2 separate regions of the Homo sapiens genome follow, and region 1 is linked to region 2. Evidence: chromatin loops called from intact Hi-C (ENCODE). Cell type or tissue: CD14-positive monocyte. All regions are shown on one strand. Links, peaks and the distances in the headings refer to the core of each region. The heading gives the core; the rest is flanking DNA. Region 1 has its middle 74 kb from the start of MIR5197. Region 2 overlaps LOC105378208 (a long non-coding RNA gene).

Region 1 (11,968 bases), core at 2,715-10,714, 51 kb after region 2:
TGTGCTTCCATGGTACATGCAAAGCCAACCTCTCAAGGGCTACAAGCAGTGACATTCCATAAGCAGGTTTCCATTTTGGAGAGATCACCCTGTCCTCTTTGAGGGACGTGGGTTAGAAGATCACCTGGGACTTTAGCAGCCTTGGGAAGGCCCTGAGCCAGCAACCGCTCATACACTTAATTGGATCAATGAAAAAGGTCCAAATTCCTGTTGACGCTAACATCTGATCACCATAGAGCCCTACGACAATTTTAGAATCGGCAGCCTAATCCAGTGGTCTCCACTGTGGGGTGACACACCTCAGAAAGTGCACAAAACAATTCGTTTCAGAGTGGAAGAGAAATACTAGAACTTCTATTTTTAAAAATAATAAATACAACTAAATAACAAATTTCATTATTTCCAAATTGAACATTTCCTTTGTATGTTTTATAATGTATTATATAATATACATTATCTCATTTATAAACAAACAAATATGAGGTGGTGCTAAAGTGTTTTTACTGATTGAGCGCCGTTTCCTTCCATGCTGGAAGTCTCCTATCTGTGTCAAAGGCTATCCTGATTCAACCCCTGAAATTACTATTCCAGGACTTTATTGTCATATATGACAGAGATTTAGGGAAGACTTAGGCCAAAATTTATACCAATATATTAAAACAAATAAACATAATAAAGTAATTTAAAATTTAACATGTGCTTGTCTCTCATGCACAGCCATTCAGTGCTTGGGACAGTGCCTGACATACAGAACACGTTCAGTACATATTTGTTGAATGAATAAATGGATTAAGGAATAATCATTTGTTGAAAAATAAAGTCAATTCTATGATCTAAAACTTACCTACTAACTGTCTAAATTGTTCAATGCACTCATAAATGAATGGCGAAACCCTTGCTTGACTGGGTACAAACATTTCAGACACATATCTTGTTGTTTTTTGGTGTTATTCTCTGGTTCCTCTATGAGACTCAATATTTTCACCAGTACCTTTTCTTCCACCTTGCCTCTTCCTGGCTTTGGCAGTTTCTAGAAGTTGGCTGGACCCCCTGCCTGGCAGAGCTCCTTTATTCCATCTCAACCTCACTGACTCACCTTCCTTCAAGCCGCTCATGTTAAACTCCCGGTTCTGACATCAGAAGCCTAAGTGAGATGTAAACCCACCTATAACCGTCTCATTTTCTTCAGCTAAACTGGGTATTGATTTAGGTTCCCTTCCACAAAGCCAGAGCTGACAAAGCATGGCAAGATAAATGGTACAGGTTCCTACAACATTTTTAGGAGCAGCTCAGGTTCTGGGGTGAGCCTGAAAGCTCAGGGAAATAGTTACATTAGCTCCTGCCAGCAGCAGCTGCTGCTGCTGTAGAACTATCTAAGTCAGAGGTTGCGAAATTCAAACATCTATGGGGACTAGCAGTTAATGTCAATGAAGAGTATGCTTTGAGAGACACAGAGAACAGAGTTCTTATGCTGTACAGAGGGAATGCCTATTCCTTAATTCGAGCAAACGCTCACATCTGAAATCTTTTTATATAAAACATTTCAGTTTTTAAATGTTGGCAATTAATTCAACATTAAAAAGACTCATTGTATTGGCTAAATAAAACATATCCAATGGCCGAAATCAGTCCTCAGGCTACCTTTGAGACCTCTGGTCCAGAGGGATACCACTGCTATTTTCTTCCATAATCTCACGTGTTCTTTATTATTGGTGTCACATTTGTTTCATTTTTTCTTCCTCTCTTCTAAATGGCCTTAAATTCAGATTTTTTTTCTTCTTCATTTCTCAATAAAATAGGAAACATTAAAGATATTTCTTATTAACAACTGTCATTTGGAAAGTTTAAAAAATAAAAAGCAAATCTTCCTTTTATAATGGGACAACATAGCTATGGGTACAGACTTTGGAGCAGAGGAGCAGCGGGGTTAGAAGGAAATTTGGAATAAGAGCCAGGTGGCCTGCTTTCTCTCCTGAGAGCCTCAAATGACCTTGCACAAGTTGCTCAACTCCACATTTATCCTATCTTCTTCTGGAATGCTCTTCCTGCTTTCCTGTTTAAAGGGGCCCTTGTCATACCGAACGAACCCAGGCCTAGGGCCTCTTGCATCCAGGTTTGGAGAAAGTTTAAGTTCTCCGGCACACTGAAGAGCAGTCCCTTGTGGTGGACGTGGGTGGGTTTTACGTTGAGCATCTGTGCCCCTTGCTTAGGTCAGTGAAGCCATGATTTTCCTTTGGGAAATGACCTTTCCTTCTTTGGATGCAGCACAGGTATCAATGAATGGGTCCTGCCCTCCCCTGGCCTTGGAGCTGTGCTTGGGCTATCAAGAGAGGATGGTTTCCCACATAGACAAGGGGGCACCAAAAGAAAAGAGTACATTTGTTGGACAGGCAGAGCTAACTGGTGACCACTATAACCAACACTGAGTGATGTGAATTTGGGGAAAAGGAAGTGTGTAGAGAAGCCCTGGACTAGGTCTCTCATGCTGCAGATGAGGAAGCTGAAGCTTGGAGGTGTTGGGCGACCAGCCAAAAGCATGAAAGATGGGGGCTGCAATCTGTCATCGGCTTCTGATGTAACTTAGGAGACTTGGGCCATATTGGTTTGTCAGTCCCAAACCTCAGTTGCCTTATCTGCAAAGTGATCACAATGGTTTCTGACCAATAAATGTTCTGAGAACAAATAAGGTCTTATCTTCAAAGAACACTGTGCCTTGAAAGTACAGAATGTAACTAGCGAACAGATACCCTGAAGGGTTCACATCTGCTAAAATCAGGCACCACAAAGCCTTGAATATACATGAGGCTTCTCTTTCATCTCGAGTTATGTAACATATCACAGGATCATAACATATACCTAATTCGGCTTCCTGAGCTAAGATTGTTCTAGAGAAGTTTCCAGTTTTTTATTTCTACCATAGAGAAGTGGCATAGTATGGTGGTTGAGAGTGGGCTGACAGACCTGGGTTTTAACTCTGAGTTTATCACTTTCTCATGTGACCTTTGGCACATTACTTTAATTCTCTGCATATCAGTTTTCTCATCTGTAAGTGAATAGTCTATGTTCGTAAACAGTTATATCAGTTTTCTCGTCTGTACCTGAATAGTTGCAGAAACAACAACATGAGTGAACGTGGAAGGAGATCAGGAAAGCAAACGCTTAGGACACAGGGAACTCAGTGGTACAAATGAAGATCTAAGTCAATGCTAACCAAAGAGGATGATGATAAAGCAATAGTACTAGTAGTCATGGCGGTATTGTTCATGAGTGGGATAAGTTCTTGGCTACCTGCTGGTTTTTAGCGGGTAGGAGGAAGGACAAAGGTGAGCATATCACAGAGAATCTGGCTCAAGTGGGTCATCTGCTTTCCCCCATGCTGTTGCAGGCAAGTCCTATGGGACCAATTGTTAGATGCAGTGGGGTCACCCAGCCTTGTACTGCTTGCATAGAGAAAATCACCTTTCTAGTAAAGGGAGTGGCAGTAGAGGGAAGGCGAAGGGAGACAAGACAGGATCAAGGGTTGGCCTCGTGGTGGTTCTTCTTTTCTGTGAGTTTGCCTTAATGCCAATGCAGCATGGCAGTTCTTCCTGAAGAACTGCGCCTGGTCAGGAAGAGCTGCTCCTGCTCTCTCTTTGTCATAGCATCCTGTGCTTTTCCCCTGGATCTCATCACAAAATAAATATTTATTTGTGTAGTTACTTTGTAACTATATGTCTCCTCCATCAGACTCTGAATTCAACAAGAGCAGAGACTATTTCTGTCACATTTACCACTGAATTCTTGCTACCTACCACAATCCTTGGATTTTGTAGGCTCTCAATAAATATTTGTAGAATAAATGAAAACATGCATCTGTCATGGGCTTTCTGTTTCTTCATGTATCTGGGAACCTGAAGAAGCAAGTTGGATCAAGTCTGTGACAAAACTGCCCCTGCTTATCAAAAGTTGTTACTGCTCTGGTAGTCCTGGGTGAATTCTTCTCTTCTCTCTCTAGAAGAAATTTCCAGATGAGGCAGAGATCAAATACACAACGATTTTCTCATTTGGCGTAATGCAGACTCATTCTACTTGAGTCAACAGTCACATGCAGGCTTCATCCATATCTATGAAGTCAGGGATTTATCCAATCCATATCTACTAAGTCAGTCAGGGGTTTATTCAACAGGCTTTAGGAATTCAGTCAAGAGCTAGGCAGACGAGGCTGGGCTCGGTGGCTCATGCCTGTAATCCCAGTACTTTGGGAGGCCGAGGCAGGCAGATCACGAGGTCAGTAGTTCGAGACCAGCCTGGCCAACATAGTGAAACCCCATCTCTATTAAAAATACAAAAAATTAGCTGGGCGTGGTGGTGGGCACCTGTAATCCCAGCTACTCGGGAGGCTAAGGCAGGAGAATTGCTTGAACCTGGGAGGGGGAGGTTGAAGTGAGCCGAGATCATGCCATTGCACTCCAGCCTGGGAGACAGTACAAGACTCTGTCTCAAAAAAAAAAAAAAAAAAAAAAGAGCTAGGCAGACAAGGCCCCCGACTTCAAGAGTTTACATTCTAATGGAGGAAACCAAAAATTAAGAAGAAGAAAAGATAATTTAGCCATGTTGAAAAAAACACCTGGTAACATGATATATGTGATAGTGACTGAAGGGTAGAAGGAACAACATAGATTTGGGTGCTCAAGGAAGGCCTGCGAGATGACTGTTGAAATGAAGCCCAAATGACAAAGGAAACCTGCCATATGAAGATCTGGACGAAGAGCATTCCAGGGAGAGGAAGAAGCAAATGCCCTAAGGGACAAGCTTGTTATGTTTGAGGAGCAGAAACAAGGCATGTTGGGTATTTGTGGAGTGGAATGAGGTATGAGGTAATTCAGACAGGAGGAGAGGCTAGATTCTGTATGGCATTGCTGGTATTAGTAAGGCATTACTTTTTCTTTTTCTTTTTTGAGACGGAGTCTTGCTGTCTTGCTGTGTCGCCCAGGCTGGAGTGCAGTGGCGCAATCTCGGCTCACTGCAACCTCTGCCTCCTAGGTTTAAGCAATTCCCCTGCCTCAGCCTCCTGAGTAGCTGGGACTACAGGCGTGCCACCACACCCAGCTAATTTTTTGTATTTTAGTAGAGACGGGGTTTCACCATGTTGGCCAGGTTGGTCTTGATCTCCTGACCTGGTGATCTGCCCGCCTTGGCTTCCCAAAGTGCTAGGATTACAGGTGTGAGCCACTGTGCCTGGCCAGGCATTTTTTTTCTTAAGTGTGATGGAAGATGGAGGGGTTAGGCAGGGGAGAATGGGTTGCCAGGAATCAAGAATAAAAGCAGGTCTGTTTTAGTAATCCAGGCAAGAGATGGAGGAAGCTTGGACTAGAAGAGCAGCCATGGATGTGGAGACATGTGGCTTGACCTGCTGATGGATTGGATATGAGGAAAAAGATGGGATGAACAAAAATTGTTAGAGGTGTGTATGTGAACTGGGGTGAAGGATGTTACCATTTACTTATTTGAGAAAGAATGGGAAAGAAATGGGTTTTTGGGGAAGAAACCCCCACAAAGTTCTGTTTTGTTTATGTCAAGTTTGAGATACTTATTGGACAATCATTTGAAGATATTAAGGTGGAGTCGGCTATACAAGCTTCAAGCTCAATGGAGATATCTAGGGCTGGAGAGGGAGTTGTGGTATTATAAGGGTAATGATGATGCTTAATTCCATGGTTCTGAATGAGATCACTGATGGAAAGTGTGTAGATCAAAAGTGGAAGGAAGGGAGGAGAACACCTGGAATATAGAATCATGTAATCTGTGCTGATTTATTTTATTTTAGGATCTGAATCATGCTGATTGTTTCTTCAATTCCTCACCATACCTTGCATTTGTACTTCTGAAGAGTCATATGTTTTTATTAGTTAGGCATTTGGTATAAAAATTGTTACTGTAAGCTATCTGTAATCACATTCTAGAAATCAGTTGGCGGGTAACAGATGCACATATGACCACAGGAAATGCCAAAAACCACTTCCCATGGTTGTTCCTCTTGCATGTACACATCTATTTTTAACACTCATGATTGTAAGGCAGAGCTCTTGTCACTTGAGGGAACTGTGTTTCCTCGTGGAGATCCAAGGCCACTGGACACAGAGAGTGGCATCCCATGGGCCAGCATTTACTGCTGCTGGTTTGTTAACAGAACTCCGACCTCATGGACATTTGGTTGCTTGATGGTTATGTGCTGGGAGTAGGGAATGGGAAGGTAAGTGGTTGCAGAAAAGCAATTCTATAGTTCTGAGGATTTCCTAACATGTCAAAATTTCTCAGAAAGCTTTGCTAATTTAGGACTTTTTGTCTAATTATCGGAAGTATTTACTCATCTCTTTCCTAAGAGCCTGTGCTCAGTCAGCTCTCTCCTAAGTGGAGTTGATTCTTTTCTAACATGTGATGGGTTTTGACTCAATAATGTGAGAGAGGAAACTTGAAGGTTCAAACCCTGACAGCTCCCTGCTGATGCACAGGAACTGTATTTACATGGCTCCCAAATACCCAATTGGAAAACTATTGCTTAACAGGTGGCTTGTACTAGCTACAAATAAACGGTTTATTTAAGGGGTCAAAATCAGCTATTTCAGCTTAGTGTCGTTGCTTTAAAGAAGGACTGTTTTCTAGCCAGAGGTCCTTGGCTTGAATCCAGCTTTAAAACTTACTTGTTCTATTACCATGGGAAAGTCACTTTTTTTTTTGTCTTTAGTTTCATCATCTGTAAAATGGGTATTATTGTCATAGCCACCCCAGAGTCCTATAAGGAGTGACATGTTGCTCTCTAAACCACAAAGTGTGAAATAAACTCTTAGATAGGAGAAATCCCATTTTTTCATTTTGTTCAGAAGAACTTTTGGAAGGGAGGCAAGATTGAGAAAAAAATATTCTCGTCTCCAGGGTTCTCCTGAGTTCATAAATTCTCAACCACAGGGGGACTGGGTTTTACTGGTCATGTCTCACCCTACCAGGCAGGATGTGGGTGAATATAAATCTATATCGTGGTGACTCAAAATGGCCCATTAAGAACTCGTTGGTCTTGGTCATATCAGATGAGGAAGCATTGAGCATCTTTTGGCCTGTGTCATACAAAACCATATTCCCTTTCATACTTCAGTGTTCTGTGCTTTATCTGACTCACTATCCCACACCTTTTCTAGTTCTACTTACAGGAGGTTTTAATGCTCCTTTCTTCAGAGTTAGACTCATGGAAGGAGTCAGTTAAACAATATTTATTGAATTTAAAATGCACAAATCATGGGTGCTAGCAATTACAATTTAGGGGTTTTTACTGCAAATAGACTCACAAAAGCACTCAAAGATACATGGGCAAGACATTGCAGCATGATACTAAAGAACTGAAAACAATCTAAGTCCTAGGAGATTAAATAAATTACAGTACTTCCAAACAATGGAATATTATGCAACCTTCATAAATAATAAGATAGATACATATTTTCTGACATGGGAACATATCTTAGGTATATTACTGTATAAAAACCAAACAGCAGAACATTTGTAAAATGATTCCATTTATGTAAAATAAAATATCAATACGTCTATCTGTATCTATATAAACATTTTGTTAAAGATATATAAAGAACTATTAAGGACAGTTACTTAGGGACTGAGGGTAGAGGAAGATTTTTACTTTCAGTTTTTTTACTTGTGCCATGTTCATGCGTTACTTTTTACATATATAAATCAAAATTAGTTAAAACTAGGTTAGCTTCATGGAAGGTTTAGAAGTCACTAATGCCCCTTTCCGAGACAACAGAATGAGAACTTGTATTACTTAGGATTTCTTGGTTGCAAGTGAAAACAAACAAACAAACAAACAAACCAGCTTAAGCTACCCATAAAGGATTCCTTTCATAAGAGAACATGGGTATCCAATGAACTCCAGGGCAGAAAGCACTGCCTGGCCTCAGAAGTATCTGGAAGTGGGAAAGCCATTGTGAGCATAGGGCACATCCCCCATCTCTTGCCTCTGTTTCTCTCTGTATTTCTGTCTCATTCTTACTGTTTGTAGACTCACTTTTTTCTGCTCCCTAGTCCTCATGGCAGAACCTGGGACCCCATGGCTCTCAAATCACCATGTTAGAAGTCTAGTCAAGTGGAGAGATGAAATCGCTTGATTCCAAATTCTTGATCCTAATTTCAAGTTCTCAGAGAAGAGTCTCTGATTAGTTTAGCTTGTGTCCAGTGTCCAGCCCTGTCCAATCAATGGTGGCCACAAGATGGGGTCTTAACTATTGACTGCTGAGGGCCCATTCAGGCTGAGGGCAAGGAAAGTTAATGTGGAAGACACTCCAAAGTGTCTCAAAACCAAGGCTATTGGATGCCTTTGTCTAACTCCAGGGATGCTGGATTGCTAGGTTACAGATGATGCTGTTTTTAATTACCAACTCACTAATTTACTCCTTTTTGTCATGTCACTGATTTATTTTGCTATAAAAACTCACATTGGGGAATTTATAGCAAAGATATATTGACTATAAAACAGAACATTGATATAGTTTGGCTGTGTCCCCACCCAAATCTCACCTTGAGTTGTAACTCCCCCAGTTCCATGTGTCATGGGAGAAACCCAGTGGGAGGTGATTGAATTATGGGGGTGAATCTTCCCTGTGTTGATCTCATGATAGTGAATAAGTGTCACAAGGTCTGATGGTCTTATAAACAGGAGTTTCCCTGCACGAGCGCTCTCATTTTGCCTACTGCCATCCGTGTAAGACGTGACTTGCTTCTTTTGCTTTCTGCCATGACTGTGAGGCTTCCCTAGCCACGTGGAACTGTAAGTCCATTAAACCTCTTACTTTTGTAAATTTCCCAGTCTTGGGTATGTCTTTATCAGCAGTGTGAAAATGGATTAATACAAACATTTTGAGGGCTATAAAGTACTTACTTTAGATATATTTAGTAGTTTGATGATATTAGTGGGTAAACAATTTACAATTTGGACTGCTGCATGGTGACTGAGACAACTCATCTATCACATGTTTGGAAGTGTTGAAATCAAAAAGATAATCCAACATGATCAAATGGGTTTCATACCAGGGATGCAGGGATGGTTTAACACATGCAAGTCGATAAATGTGATACACCACATAAACAGAATTTAAAACAAAAATCACATGATCATCTCAATAGATGCAGAAAAAGCATTCAACAAAATGTGGCATACCTTTATGATTAACTCTCAGCAAAATTGGCATACAAGGAACATACCTCTATATAATAAAACCCATCTAAGACACACCCACAGTCAACATAATACTGAATGGTGAAAAGTTGAAAGCATTCCCTCTGAGAACCGAAATAAGACAAGGATAGCCACTCTTACCACTCCTCTTCAGCATAGTACTGGAAGTCCTAGCCAGAGCAATCAGACAAGAGAAAGAAATAAAAGGCATCCAAATTGGTAAAGAGGAAGTCAAACTGTCACTGTTTGCTGACAATATGATCGTTTACCTTGAAAACCCTAAAGACTCCTCCAGAGAGCTCCTAGAATGGACAAAAGAATTCAGCAAAATTTCTGGATACAGGATTAATGTACAGAAATCAGTAGCTCTTCTATAAACCAACAGTGACCAAGTGGAGAATCAAATCAAGAACTCAACCCCTTTTACAATAGTTGTAAAAAAATAAAATACTTAGGAATATACCTAACCAAGGAAGTGAAAGGCCTCTACAAGGAAAACTACAAAACACTGCTGAAAGAAGTCATAGACAACACAAACAAATGGAAAGACATCCCATGCTAATGGATGGATAGAATCGATATTGTGTATATGAACATACTGCCAAAAGCAATGTACAAATTCAACACAATCCCCATCAAGATACCACCATCATTCTTCACAGAATTAGAAAAAAACAATTCTAAACTTCATATGGAAACAAAAAAGAGCCCACATAGCCAAAGCAAGACTAAGCAAAAATAACAAATCTGGAGGCATCGTACTACCTGATTTCAAACTATACTATAAAGTCATTGTCACCAAAACAACATGGTACTGGTATAAAAATAGGCAATAGGCCAATGGAACAGCATAGAGAACCCAGAAATAAACCCAGATACTTACATCCAATTGATATTCAACAAGCAAACACAAACATAAAGTAGGGGAAAGGACACCGTTTTCAACAAATGGTGCTGGGATAATTAGCTAGCCACATGTATGAGAATGAAACTGAATACTCAACTCTCACCTTATACAAAAATGAACTTAAGATGGATTAAGGACTCAAATCTAAGACCTGAAGCTATAAAAATTCTAGAAGATAACATTGGAAAAATCCTTCTAGACATTGGCTTAGGCAAGGATTTCATGAACTAGAACACAAAAGTAAATGCAATAAAACAAAGATAAATAGCTGGGACTTAATTAAACTAAAGAGTTTTGCACAACAAAAGGAATAGTAAGTAGAGTAAACAGACAACCCACAGAGTGGGAGAAAATCTTCACAATCTATACATCTGACAAAGGACTAATATCTAGAATCTACAACAAATTTAAACAAATCAGTAAGAAAAAAAAACAAACAATCCCATCAAAAAGTGGGCTAAGGACATGAATAGACAATGCTCAAAAGAAGATGTACAAATGGCCAACAAACATCTAAAAAATTGCTCAACATCACTAATGATCAGGGAAATGCAAATCAAAACCACCATGTGATACCACCTTACTCTTGCAGGAATGACCATAATCAAAAAATGAAATAACAGTAGATATTGGCATGGATGTGGTGAACAGGAACACTTTTACACTGCTGGTGGGAATGTAAACTAGTACAGCCACTATGGAAAACAGTGTGGAGATTCCTTAAAGAACTAAAAGTAGAACTACCATTTGATCCAGCAATCCCACTACTGGGTATCTACCCAGAGAAAAAGAAGTCATTATTTGAAAAAGATACTTGCATACACGTTTGTAACAGCACAATTCACAATTGCAAAATTGTGGAACCAACCAAAATGCCCATCAATCAACAAGTGAATAAACTGTGATATACATATACATATGATGGAATACAACTCAGCCATAAAAAGGAATGAATTAATGGCATTTGCAGCAACCTGAATGAGACTGAAGATTATTATTCTAAGTGAAGTAATTGAGGAATGAAAAACCAAACATCGTATGTTCTCACTGATATGTGGGAGCTAAGCTATGAGGACACAAAGGCATGAGAATGATACGATGGACTTTGGGGACTTGAGGGGAGAGGTGGGAAGGGGGTGAGGGATAAAAGACTACAAATAGGGTACAATGTGTGATGCTCAGTGATGGGTGCACCAAAATCTCACAAATCACCACTAAAGAACTTAATCATGTAACCAAATACCACCTGTACCCCAATAACTTATGGAAAAATAAAAATAATTTAGAAAAATGAAATTATGAGAAAGGGACTCTTTATGTCACCACATTGAAGATTCTCATCTTCAATAAATTTATGTACCAGGAACTGACTAAACGATTATTGTTCAAATATATTTTTAAGATATGTCATAAGAAAAATGAAAGAATGTAAGTATCCTACATAGAAGTTGTATATCTGTAGCCTTCCTTTCTTCCATCCCACTAGTATTTATAAAGTACCTACTATATATAGCTCAAGCACTCTGCTAGGCATGAGAATTAAAGAATAGTGATAGTACTTGTGTGACCTCAAGAACTTCACAGTCTAGTGGAGGAGACATTCATGTAAATGAAAAATAACAATATCATGTGTTAATAGAGATAAATACATGTAAGATGATAGGGCTCAGAGGATAGGTGGAAGAAGTGAGCCTCAAGCAGGGTAGAGAATATTTCTACCCTTGTCAAAAGATGAGGAGGAAATGGTAAATGCAGTGTCAGAAAAAGTGAACATACAGAATGCCTTACAAACACCAAAATGAAGGAATAGTCACCAAATGTGACTATTTTTATACACTTATTTT
Region 2 (11,968 bases), core at 2,768-10,767:
ACTATTGTTGCCCAGGCTGGAGTGCAGTGGCACGATTTTGGCTCACTGCAACCTCCACCTCTGGGGTTCAAGTGATTCTCCTGCCTCAGCCTCCTGAGTAGCTGGGATTACAGGTGCCCACTCCCATGCCTAGCTAATTTTTGTATTATTAGTAGAGATGGGTTTTCATCATGTTGGGCAGGCTGGTCTTGAATTCCTGACCACCGGTGATCCACCCATCTCGGCCTCCTAAAGTGCTGGGATTATAGGTGTGAGCCACCTTGCCCAGCCCCTCTTATCTTTTTAATGTCTGCACCATACATATGCTAATTATATTTTCTTTTTTATTTCTAGAATTATTTATTTGTGCTTTTTTTATTTTTACCTTGATCAATTTTGCCAATTATTATCCTATTATAAATTTTATTAGTCCTTTTAAATAACAAATTTTTGGTTTTGTTAATCATTTCTAATGAATGTTTATTTAATTGACTTGTAGTCATACTTTTTTTCAGCCTTACTGAGGCATAAATATTTGAGATATATCAAATCCTCACATTGTATACATTAAATATTTCCAATTTTACTTTGTATTTTTTGTCTATAAAATTGACAAATAAAATTGCATATATTTTGTGTATGTAATCTGATGATTTGATATACAAATATATTGTGAAATGATTACCACAATCAAGTTAACTAACACATTCACCACTTCACATAGTTACCTTTTTGGTGTTATGAGAACTCTTAAGATCTACTGTCTTAGCAAATTTCAATTATACAATATAATAATATCAACTATAGTACCCATGCTATAAATTTCTCCTCAGAGCTTATTTATCCTATAATTAAAAGTTTGTACCCTTTCACCAATATCTCCCCATTTTCCCTACCCCAGAAAGTCCTGGTAAGCACCATTCTACTCTGTTTCTATGAGTTTAACTTAAAAAAAATTCCACATGTGAGTGATATTATACATTATTTGTCTTTCTCTGCCTGGTGTATTTGACTTAGCATAATGGCCTTCAGATTCATCCATGTTGCAAATGGCAGGGCTTTCTTCCTTTTTTATGACTGAATAATATTTCATTGTGTGTATATATGCCACATTTTCTTTATCCAGTCATCCACTGATGGACACTTAGGTTGTTTCTATATCTTGGCTATTGTGAATAGTGTTGCAGTGAACATGGGAATGTAGATGGTTCTGAGATACTGATTTTCTTTCCTCCAGATATATGCTCAGAAGTGGGATTGCTAGATCATACAGTAGTTGTAGTTTTACTTTTCTGAGAAACTTCTGTACTATTTTTCACAGTGGCTGTACCAATTTACATCCTCCCAACAATGTTCAAAGGTACCGTTTTCTCCACCTCCTTGCCAACATTTGTTAGTTCTTGTCTTTTTGATAATAGTCAACCTATCAGGTATGAGGTGATACCTCATTTCAGTTTTGATTTGCATTTCCCTGATGATTAGTGATGCTGAGTACTTTTCATGTACCTATTGGCCATTTGTAATATTTTTTGGAAAAATACTTTTTTTTTTGAGATGGAGTCTTGCTCTGTTGCACAGGCTGGAGTGCAGTGGCGCGATCTCTGCTCACTGCAACCTTGGCCTCCTGGGTTCAAGTGATTCTCCTGCCTCAGCCTCCTGAGTAGCTGGGACTGCAGGTGCATGCCACCACACTGCGCTAATTTTTGTATTTTTAGTAGTGACGGGATTTCACCATGTTGGTAAGGCTGGTCTCAAACTCCTGACCTCGTGATCCACCCGCCTTGGCCTCCCAAAGTGCTGGGATTACAGGCATGAGCCACCGCACCCGGCCTGGAAAAATAATCTTATCTTTACTGCTTCTTTTCTTCTACTATACTTTCCTTTATTTACCTAGCAACCAAAGTAGTTAGGTATATAACTTACAGCGTTTCTTATTTTTCTAATGTAAGCATCACACTTTCCTTTAGCTGCTGCTTTAGTAGTTATTGTTGTCAGGGATTTTAGTTCTATCCTGACTTTTTAAATTTCATGAATTAGGCATTTTTCCTTTGCTTTCAGTTATGCAGTAATACTATATGTTATGTCTAAGGATGTATTTTTTTTTCCATTTGTTCTTTCTCCTCTTCCCTATTTCTCCATTTGGAATTTCTAAATTTGAATTGTTTTATCAATTTTAGAAAATTCTAAGCCCTTTTACTTTTCAAATATTTTTGCCCTTTCATTCTCTCTATGAGCTCCTTCTGTAACTCTAATAAAATGTATATTAGATTCCATTAGTTTCCTTTGTCTCTTATCCTTTCTTTTAATATAATTTTTTTCTTTATGCTTCTTTCTGGATATTTTCTTTTGTTCTCTCTTCCACTTCATTGATTGTCTCTTTAGTTGTGTATAATCTGCTTTCTAATCTCTTCTTGAATTTCTAATTTTGATTTTTATGTTCTCATTTCTAGAAAGTGTTTTTTTTTATATCTGCCTAATATAGTTTGATAGTTTCTAATTTCTTTGTTATAATTTTAGTGCCCTCTTTCTTTCAATATTTCTTCAAGGCTTTTTATGTTTTGTAAGATATTTTGAATGTAAGTAGACTTATTGGTCTGATTCTATAGTTTGTAGTTTTGACCATCTCTTGCTCATGGTGGTTTACTTCAAGTGTTTATTTTTGATGGTGAATTCATTTTTTTTTGCAAAGACATCTGTGAGATGTTTTTGAGGCTTGTGTTTGAAATAAATTTTTTTTCCAAGAGGATTTGTGTTGGCAGAAGCAGATTTGGGGGAACTCCTGACCCCATATTATTTTAAATTTCCTTACCCTCCCTTACCCCTCCTCTTCCTCCTTCTTTTTCTTGCCACAAAGATTTTATAAATTATCACCCCCAAACTGTGTTTGCAGTACTATATACCTTAGGAATTCTCAGAAAGACACTCTCTCTCCTTTTTTAATACACCACCTAAACCCTTAATCCAAGCAGGCATTTATTTCCATAAGCTCCCTCTGTAGGATGGTTTTTTTTTTTTTTTTTTGGAACAGTGAGGTGTGATCTCTGAGTTCTATGACTTCATGAATAGTCTCTGATCTGGTGTCTTACTCTGTCTGCTTAGATTTCAGGATTTACCTCCTATCTCTCAGAAGAAAGGGCTTTTAAAATTTAGATTCAAAGTCACCAGAAATTGGCAAATTATGCTATTGCAAATGCTACTCTAGTGCTTACTAACCTCTATGGAATTATATTTTTGGCCTCCAGAGAATTCCCTACATTTGTGCCAGCTCAACATACATATGTGTGTGTGTGTATTTGTGGGTGTGCATATTTGTGTGTGTGCACACAGTTGCATGTACGTGCAACACTTTTAGGCATGCTGTATCAGAAAGGGGTTCTCTAAATATCTAGTCTACTTTTGACTCAAAACAGAAGTCTTTACTCAGATGGTTTTAATGTTGTTTGGGATTGTTTAACCCAAAGTTTCATCGGATCATGCCTTACTCAAAAGCCTCCAGTAACTTTCCATCACACTTAGCATGATATCCAAAGTCCTACTCATGGCCTGCAAAGTCTGGCAAAATCTGACTTCTGCTACCTCTCCAACCTCATCTTCTCTTCCTTTCTTTCTCACTGATTTAAATATACTGGCTTCCTTGCTGTTCCTTGACTATGGCCACACATGCCTGCTGATGCCTCTGGCACTTTGTGCTACCCTCCTCTCTATCTGGAACTGTCTCCAAATATTCATACGCCTTACACTGCCATTCCATTTTGGTCTCTTACTTGAGTGTCACCTTTTCTGAGATATCTTTTACCCTTTGTAAAATTACATCCCTCATCACTCTCTCTTCTCTTTTTCTTCATAGCACGTAACATACTATATATCTGTTTATTTATGTATTTAATCACACCATTAAAGCTTGCCTGCCTTGTTCACTGCTGCATTCCTATTGCTTACAGCAGTACTGAACATATAGTAAGTACTCAAATATTTGTTGAATGCATCATTATCATTTTAATACAAAAATGAGTTATTCCCTTTTATTAAGGGAGCTGTTTTCTGGGACATGTGGCTTTGAAACTAATGCTAAAAGAATATCCTGTAACACATGGAATCATTTATTTTTATTAACAAGTCAATTCAGTTTTTTTGCAAAATGCACAATTCCCAAGCAGCTGCTTAAAAACGAGACAATTCATTTCCAAGATGTTTCCTGCAAGTACCGTTGATGGTGCTAAATATTTATTAAGTGCCAGTGTGCTAAATTAGGTGCTGGTGGACAGTGACCACATTTTAGTCCAGCCCAGTGGGTCCAGAGAACACAAGGAGGGAAGATGTGGAGTTGGCCTGGTCCCCTTCCTCAGAGCCCTCAGGATTCACTTCCCAGATGAGGGGAGGTGATTTTAGAGAAGGTGTAATTATTATGTGTTAAGTGTTACAATGGCCCCAAGTGTTCAGGTAATTTAGATAAGAAAGTAGAAGGGGACCTTCTCCTGGGTGACTTGGTTGTTCCTGAAATGATTAGGTGCTCCTAAGTTTTAACTGAACTGGCTCAATAAAGAGTTGTTCAAATACGTTTTTGGGTCTGTGCTTTAACAATTGCTCTCTCACTTCCTTTAATTCCTCTGATTCCTGATTTAGCTTGAGCCATAGTTGCCTGTTCATGGCCAACTGTAGGTCATCCTCCTAGGTTCTAGTGATGTTTTCTATCGTCTTGATATTACTGCATAAATTTCCTAAATCCCCAATTACCTGCTGACCTTAGTCCTCAATTTCTCAACCATTTCCTTGAAAACACACTGAGCCTTCATAAATATGGTATTTTAGCATTGTGTTTTAACTAAAACTGGTATGTTAGTATCATCCTGTTGCTTCTTTGTGGTAAGTCCAGCTCTACCATCTGCCGTCTTTGTCAGCCATTGTGGGTCAGAATTGTCCACAGAGGCTTAAATGAGTGGCAGGAGGAAGCCATTCATGTGAGGTAACAACCCACAATGTAGAAGCACATGCAGCTCAGTGGGACTCAGTGGGGCACTTCTTGGCTGAGAAGGCTGTGTGGTATAGAGAACTTACTGGCTGAGGCTGGGCATGCTGTTTCTAGTACTGGTTTGAGGTTAAAAGTATATATAAGCTATATACAGCAGTGGACTGTGTTATCTATTTATTTAGGAACTGTTTGAGACAGTATTATACAAAATTCGTACTATACGGGGAGACTTTAATCACAATAGGCACTTACTAGATGGAATTCTGTAACACAACTGACTCTAGCTGTGGTCATGCACAAATGAGCATGATGGGCTTTTAACATTTGGTGTATTGTAAGACTATGGGCACAGCTTGTCCTTTAAAGATGTCTGCCTACAAAGGATATTTATATACTATGTATACACGTATAAACATATGTTACAGATATGTGTAAATTTTGTAAAAATCCAATTTAATTTAATAACAATTTACTGAGCACCCACTATGTCCAGACACTTTTCTTAAATACAAAGGTCGATCAGAAATAGATCCTGCCCTCAAGGAGTTTAGTGCCATCAAATGAAATACAGACTTATTCCCTCACTCCTTCCTGGCAAGGGTGGGTACAGTTTCCAAGACCCAAGAGGCGTTAAACCATTCATTTATTGCTTTAGCAATCACATTACTTTCTAAAGTTGTCATTTGGCTTGGGTTGGGTGGTAAGATACAGTTTGTTTTTTTCTCCTACTTTTTTTTTCAATAAGCTTTCAACTAAACCAAAAAACCCAAAAAACCCTAAACGTTGCAACTAATTTCAATAAATTATCGTTTAAGGTTTCTTCTATTTTGGCATATAACGTGGAAACTATTTTTATTATGTGAAGAGAACGACAGCTTAGTATTAAGTGTTTAAACTAGACTCAACCCAGGTTGGTTTTATTCATGAAATATTACAAATAGTTAATAAAAGCCGGGGAGAGGGAGAACAAAAAATGCAGTTGAAACAATGAGTAATATGTCAATGAACTGATGACACTTCTCATGTCCTAAAGATAGTTTTCGAAGGTGGAATATGAACTGAGAAACACATTTAGCATAAACGAATCTCTCTAATCTCTTCCTTTGTATAATGACCTTTCATTCACTCAATAAACAATGAGGACTGACTATGTGCCAGGCATTTTGCTAGGCACAGAGGAAATGGGAATAAACTAGCTATAGTCCCTGTCTTCAAGGAACACATAATTTAACTGGGGGAGCTAAGTGTGTAAACACATATGTATGGGAGGTGAGGGACTTCTAAAACTTAAATATGCCCATATGCAAAGCTATGACTGGTCAGAATTTTTATCTCCGTATCATGGACACTAAGATTTTTTTTAATCTTGTTCATGGCATTTCATATTAGTCACCTACTCCATTTGGCAAAGCAGAGTACATGTCATAGACTTGAATTCTGGTCAGAGTCCTGCCAACTTCTAGCTGAGTGGCCTTTGGCTAGTCATACCATCTCTCTGAGAATATTGCCTCATCTGACAAAAATGGAGTAGGTTTACCGCAGGAGGATGTTGATATGAGAAAGTACTTTACAAAATGAGAAGTGCTGTAGGGTATGGCTGCATTCTTACAGCTGATGTTTCATCTGGATGATCTCTAAATTTTCCAGTTTCCCATCTTGCACTTCCAATAGACCAAGGAGTCCATGGATTAATAGTTGGCTTCCAAGGTTAGGATTCTAGCTGAGATCATTTGTAAAGTTTTGGGTATATATGCAGATGCATATTTTTCTAGTTCCTCAGGTTTCATCAGATTCTTAAAGGGGTCCATGGCTGTAAAAGAACCCAAGACTACTAATCTAGACAGTCTCGGAGTTTTTTGTGGGGTGCAGAGAGTGCCTTGTTTATCTTTATATCCCAATACTTATATCATAATGCCCTGTGCAAAGTAAGGGCTCCTAAATTTGTTACATTAATAAATATCAAAATGGATAAGTGCTATGATGACAAATATTAACATTCAAAACAAGTCTGGCCTCATCCCAGGGATGAAACATTGAATTCTGATGAAGCCTGTCATTGGTTGTCACACAGGGAGAGGTGCCAAATTCAGACTTCTTTCCTTATGTTTTCAACCAACTTGGGGAAGCTCCTTCTCTGCTCTTTCTTGAATTTGCGGATGGTTTTGTTCGTTTGACTGTGTCAAGGCTGAAGGTCACTCAGTCATACAGGCCTCCTACAGACTCTTTTCTGAGCACATGGGAAGGATCTGGTGAACACACGCATCCCGCTGGAGAGGGCTTGTTTGAAAAGCTGAGCAACTTTGGAGGAGTAGACACAAACCTTTCAGGCATTTGCTTATGTCTACTCTGACTAAATGTTTCTTACACAAATGCAAATATTCTAGTACTAAGACTTTCTTGCACAACTACTTGAGATTGTAAAGTCTATATATGTGCCTCAAACATAAACATTATTGCAACAGGTTAGGAGATTGGCCTGTCAAATTGCATCACAACTGGAGGCAAAGTGCAAGGTTGTCCATTGCATCATGATAGCAATATTGAAAAGCTGAAAAACAATCTAAGTGTCCATCAAAAGGAGGCTTGCTAAAATAATTATCATATAACTTAACAATGGAATGTCAGTAACCCATTCAACAGAGTGAAGTAGTGTAACGTTCAGTATTTCATTGTACAATAAACAATGATTTTTTTAAGTGAAAAGTTTATTGCTTTTAAAACACCTTTTATTTTAAAATATTTGTGTACTCACTAGATGTTAAAAAATAATACAATAATCCTACGTATCTTTTACCAAGCCTCCTTCTATGGTACATTTAAAATATATCTTAAAGAAAAATATAATAGGTTGCAGAATGGAAAATATGGTAGGATCCTATTTATGTAAAAATAAAAGTATGGCCGGGCGCGGTGGCTCACGCCTGTAATCCCAGCACTTTGGGAGGCCGAGGCGGGCGGATCACGAGGTCAGGAGATCGAGACCATCCCGGCTAAAACGGTGAAACCCCGTCTCTACTAAAAATACAAAAAATTAGCCGGGCGTAGTGGCGGGCGCCTGTAGTCCCAGCTACTCGGGAGGCTGAGGCAGGAGAATGGCGTGAACCCGGGAGGTGGAGCTTGCAGTGAGCGGAGATCCCGCCACTGCACTCCAGCCTGGGCGACAGAGCGAGACTCCGTCTCAAAAAAAAAAAAAAATAAAAAATAAAAGTATACCAAACTGTTGACACTGGATATCTCTGTGGAATGGAAAATAACATGCAGCAGGAAAAGGAGGAAAATGAGAGATTTTAATTTTTTTCAAGACTGAGTCTCTCTCTGTCACCCAGGCTGGAGTGCAGTTGCGCGATCTCAGCTCACTGTAACCTCCACCTCCCGGGTTCAAGTGGTTCTCCTGCTTCAGCCTCCTGAGTAGCTGGGACTACAGGCACACACCACCACACTTGGCTAATTTTTTGTATTTTTAGTGGAGACGGGGTGTCACCATGTTGGTCAGGCTGGTCTCGAACTCCTGACCTCGTGATCCGCCCCTCTTGGCCTCCCAAAGTGCTGGGACTACAGATGTGAGCCACCATGCCCAGCCTTAATTTTCTTAATTTATAAATATCTATACTATTTAATGTTGCTGTCATTATCTACATATTTATATAGATGCCTATATATCTATATGCAGATATAAATACATACTTCAAAAAGGAAGTATTACTTTTATTTAGAAAAATACCTCAAATAGCAAATTTAGGAGAATAATTTCTATGATGGCAAATCCAGGCTCTAAAAAATTAGTTATTCTCAGCTTGACAGATTTTTTTTTTTAAAAAGGAAGCTATGATGCAGGACTATATTATGAACATTTGATGCCTATTGTCCTAGAACTCAACACTGCAGTGCTTAGACAATATGTCCTGTAAGACGGTACTGTTTGTGAACTACAAGATATATTTTCCATGATTCCATGGATTGTTGGACCCTGTAGCCAAGACTAGAACACATACTTGGAATCCAAAGTATAAGGTAATTCTAAAAGGCCTTGGTTTCTGTATTATAAATATAACTGTACTAGCAGAATTATGTTTTGACCATTTCTCCCTAAGCCACCATTGAATGGGCAGGAACCACTGAGAGCTAGAACTCAAATCTGGCCTTGGTATGCAATCTTGACTATTTTAAGCTCTCTGATTCCCCATGTGCCTTTTATCAACCTTTCTCCATTCTGCAACTATTTTAATTATCTGGTACATGATCAAAAATGCATTCTCAGCTGTATTGTACCAGTCAGTAGTGGGTGACAAGGCCTTCCCACAGCATTTATCTTTAAGCTTCAGCATACGTATTTGTACTCTTCATCCTATCTATTTGGAGTGGTCTCAAATTCCACAGGCTACTCCACGGTGTGGAGGTGGAGCAGGAAGAGGAAAATGAAGAAGGCAACTGCTGCTGGGTGTGTAACATAATACCCAATAGGTCACTGCTGATGTATTTAAACATTTATTTGTTGAGTAATTTATCTCTGGCACATTAGGAGATTGTTAATGGTGTTAGAGAGGAGTAATTGCTATTTCTGTGATTAAGTTGAAAGGAACACAGACGCATAGTTAACAAGACACAGTATTTATATGATATTTGTAAGTCATATAAATAGATTTTTCCTTGAATGGTAACCAAAGGCACATGAATCATTCATGGTGTTTATGTGACTGAATGAATGCTGATTTCTTAAGCAGAATTAGCAAAGAAGTTGATTCATATGAAGAATACTGTCATTTCTACTTCCTGTTTAATAGAATAGCCTGAATTAAAGAGAACAGAAAAATTCCCTCTGCAAGTTACATTAGTAACATTCTCATTCCCTGAAAGACACACACAGACATGCATACACACATACACTCATGTTTATTAATTCATGCATGCATGCATCCATCCATTTTCTCACTCAATTTTAATTGCAAGCCAGTTATGTGCCAGATTCTATGTGCCAAGCTGAGGAGATGATGGTGAGCAAAAACAGATCCAGTCTCTCTTCTTATAGGGTGTAAAAAATCTATGGTAAATAATGCCATTAATTAAAAACTACCCAAATGATTATATATTAATAATTACCAATGGAGTCAAGTGCTCTAATGGAAAAGAATAAGTTCTATGAGAATATGTAAGACCAGATACCTGATTTAACGTGGGAGGGTCAGGGTAGGCTTCCCTGCACATGTGGTGCTTGTGTGGAGATCTGAAGGATGACTAGTAGTGCTGGGTAGGAGAGGATTTGTGCTTGATGAGTGTGTGGGGTTTGTGAGTATGTTTGTGTGTGTGTGGTGTGAGTTGTCCAACACTCAGAACTATATGTATGAAGGCTCTGGGGTGGGAGGGAAGATGAATGTGTCAAGGATTGAAAAAAAATGACAGGTAGATGAACTGCAGAGAGAGAGGGTCAAGTGATTAAGAATGAAACCAGAAAAAACAGGACCCAAAACATGCAGGACATTGGAAGCCAGAGCAAGAAATACAACTTTGAAGAAACATGATCAAATACACTCCCTTCTCCCATCCGTAACATACATTATACACAAAATGAACAAAAAGGAAACACATGTCCAAAAGACACTGGGGAACTGTGTTATATTTTAAACAGTAGTATAATAAAACTGTCCCATATTCGTATTCAGGGTCCTGTATACAACCATGCCAGAAAAACTCCCAAAGAGATTTAATAAAATGAAACACATTTATTTTCATGGTCCCTTCATTGAGCTCTTTATGAAACTGAGACAATTACACGTATATGACCACCTTGCAGACATCAGGAAAGTACAGAATTCCCAGCTGGGTCCATAAGGCTGTACTACTTGACAGTGCCTGGTTTAGGCTTTCATTGTATTTATAGAGCTACTAGAAACTCACACACTGGAGACAAATGGGAACAATCAATAGAAGCTGGATACTTTGCACATTGAGTTATAACAATGGTAATTAATGTGGACATTTCTGGGACCCCCAGAACAGTAACTTTGGTGTAAGAGAGGCTGCTTACCCTATTATTTGACTCCCAAAGAATTTTGATGATTACGGTGTATCTTATGTGTCTACCACTTTGCAGAAGCATTTGGCCTGAGAAGATACCACACCCTCTCCATCGTTTTCATAAGAATTGCCTACCATCTACAGATGAACCCACCCAAGCAAAGCCAGCATGCTCTGCATAGGAAGCCTGAGATGATGGAGTCCACATGCTGTTTATTTAGTCATCATAGCTTTATGACTTGAAAATGTTGACAGAGACATGCATCTACCAGTCACCATGGCAGGGATTCAATAGCCCACTGTGCCACAGAGGGCATGCCTTGGATGTAGAGAGTGAAGACTTTCCACAACTTGTGAATGAGCCCTCTGTGAGTTTAGCCAAAACATTCATGTCAAAGAAATGGAAATCTCAAATAAAACCCATCGCAGGCCAAGCTCAGGAGGGCTGGCTAGCCAACAAATCCTGAACAAGGGGGTTCAAGGGAAAAGGAAAACATGTGTTTCATAGGCATGTATGAAAATAATCTTTTCTTCTATAGCTTTTGAAATGAGGATAATGAAATATCAGTTGGTCTTTGAGGATGATGAAAGGAATATTTTTTGTAAGTTATAAAACAATAGCGTCTGCCTTTAGCAAGTAATCTCAAGAGAGTCACTTTCAGAGTCCAGACTGGAAGAACACTTAACTTCAAAATAGCTCTTTACAAATACTAATCAGATGGTCCACAAAACTCTCTGCCATATGAAAGTTATCTTAACCCAAGTAGGGAAGTCACAGATAGCTGTAAATATCTGTGTGCCTAGCTCTGTGTTAGAAGCAATGGTGAATGTGTGTGTGTGGGATGGGGTGGAGTCAGTGGGTATGTGTAGGTGTGTTGGTGGGTGGAGAAAGGCTGCATTCATTTAGGTGCAGGAAAAGGCTTTTTTTTTTTTCTGACCAATTAGGTTTTTGACTGAATGGACCAAACTGACTGTTGTGGTGTCATGGAAACCTAGCCATGGAAACCT

Evidence for each region. A loop is a pair of places that touch in the nucleus more often than their neighbours do. Peaks named below come from ENCODE experiments on the same cell type or tissue, not always from the same donor. Only the 100,000 strongest peaks of a DNase experiment are listed, where the experiment ranks them.
Region 1: it touches region 2 in a loop (8-fold over the local background); 7 of 110 quality-filtered maps call a loop at or near these places.

What each region holds. Positions count from the first base shown.
Region 1 is chr5:143,599,500-143,611,467 of GRCh38, forward strand. No RefSeq gene overlaps it. Among named protein-coding and RNA genes, the nearest start is that of MIR5197, 74 kb to the right of the region's middle. In CD14-positive monocyte, for the core only: no CTCF peak of the experiment used is centred there; DNase peaks (open chromatin) are centred at 4,962, 6,002, 6,392 and 7,042; H3K4me3 peaks cover 2,330 bases; H3K27ac peaks cover 2,204 bases.
Region 2 is chr5:143,547,969-143,559,936 of GRCh38, forward strand. It overlaps LOC105378208 (a long non-coding RNA gene), which reads left to right. Exons shown (of 5, transcript XR_944374.4): 5 at 11,037-11,802. Among named protein-coding and RNA genes, the nearest start is that of MIR5197, 130 kb to the right of the region's middle. In CD14-positive monocyte, for the core only: no CTCF peak of the experiment used is centred there; DNase peaks (open chromatin) are centred at 6,423, 7,423 and 9,673; H3K4me3 peaks cover 1,000 bases; H3K27ac peaks cover 2,612 bases.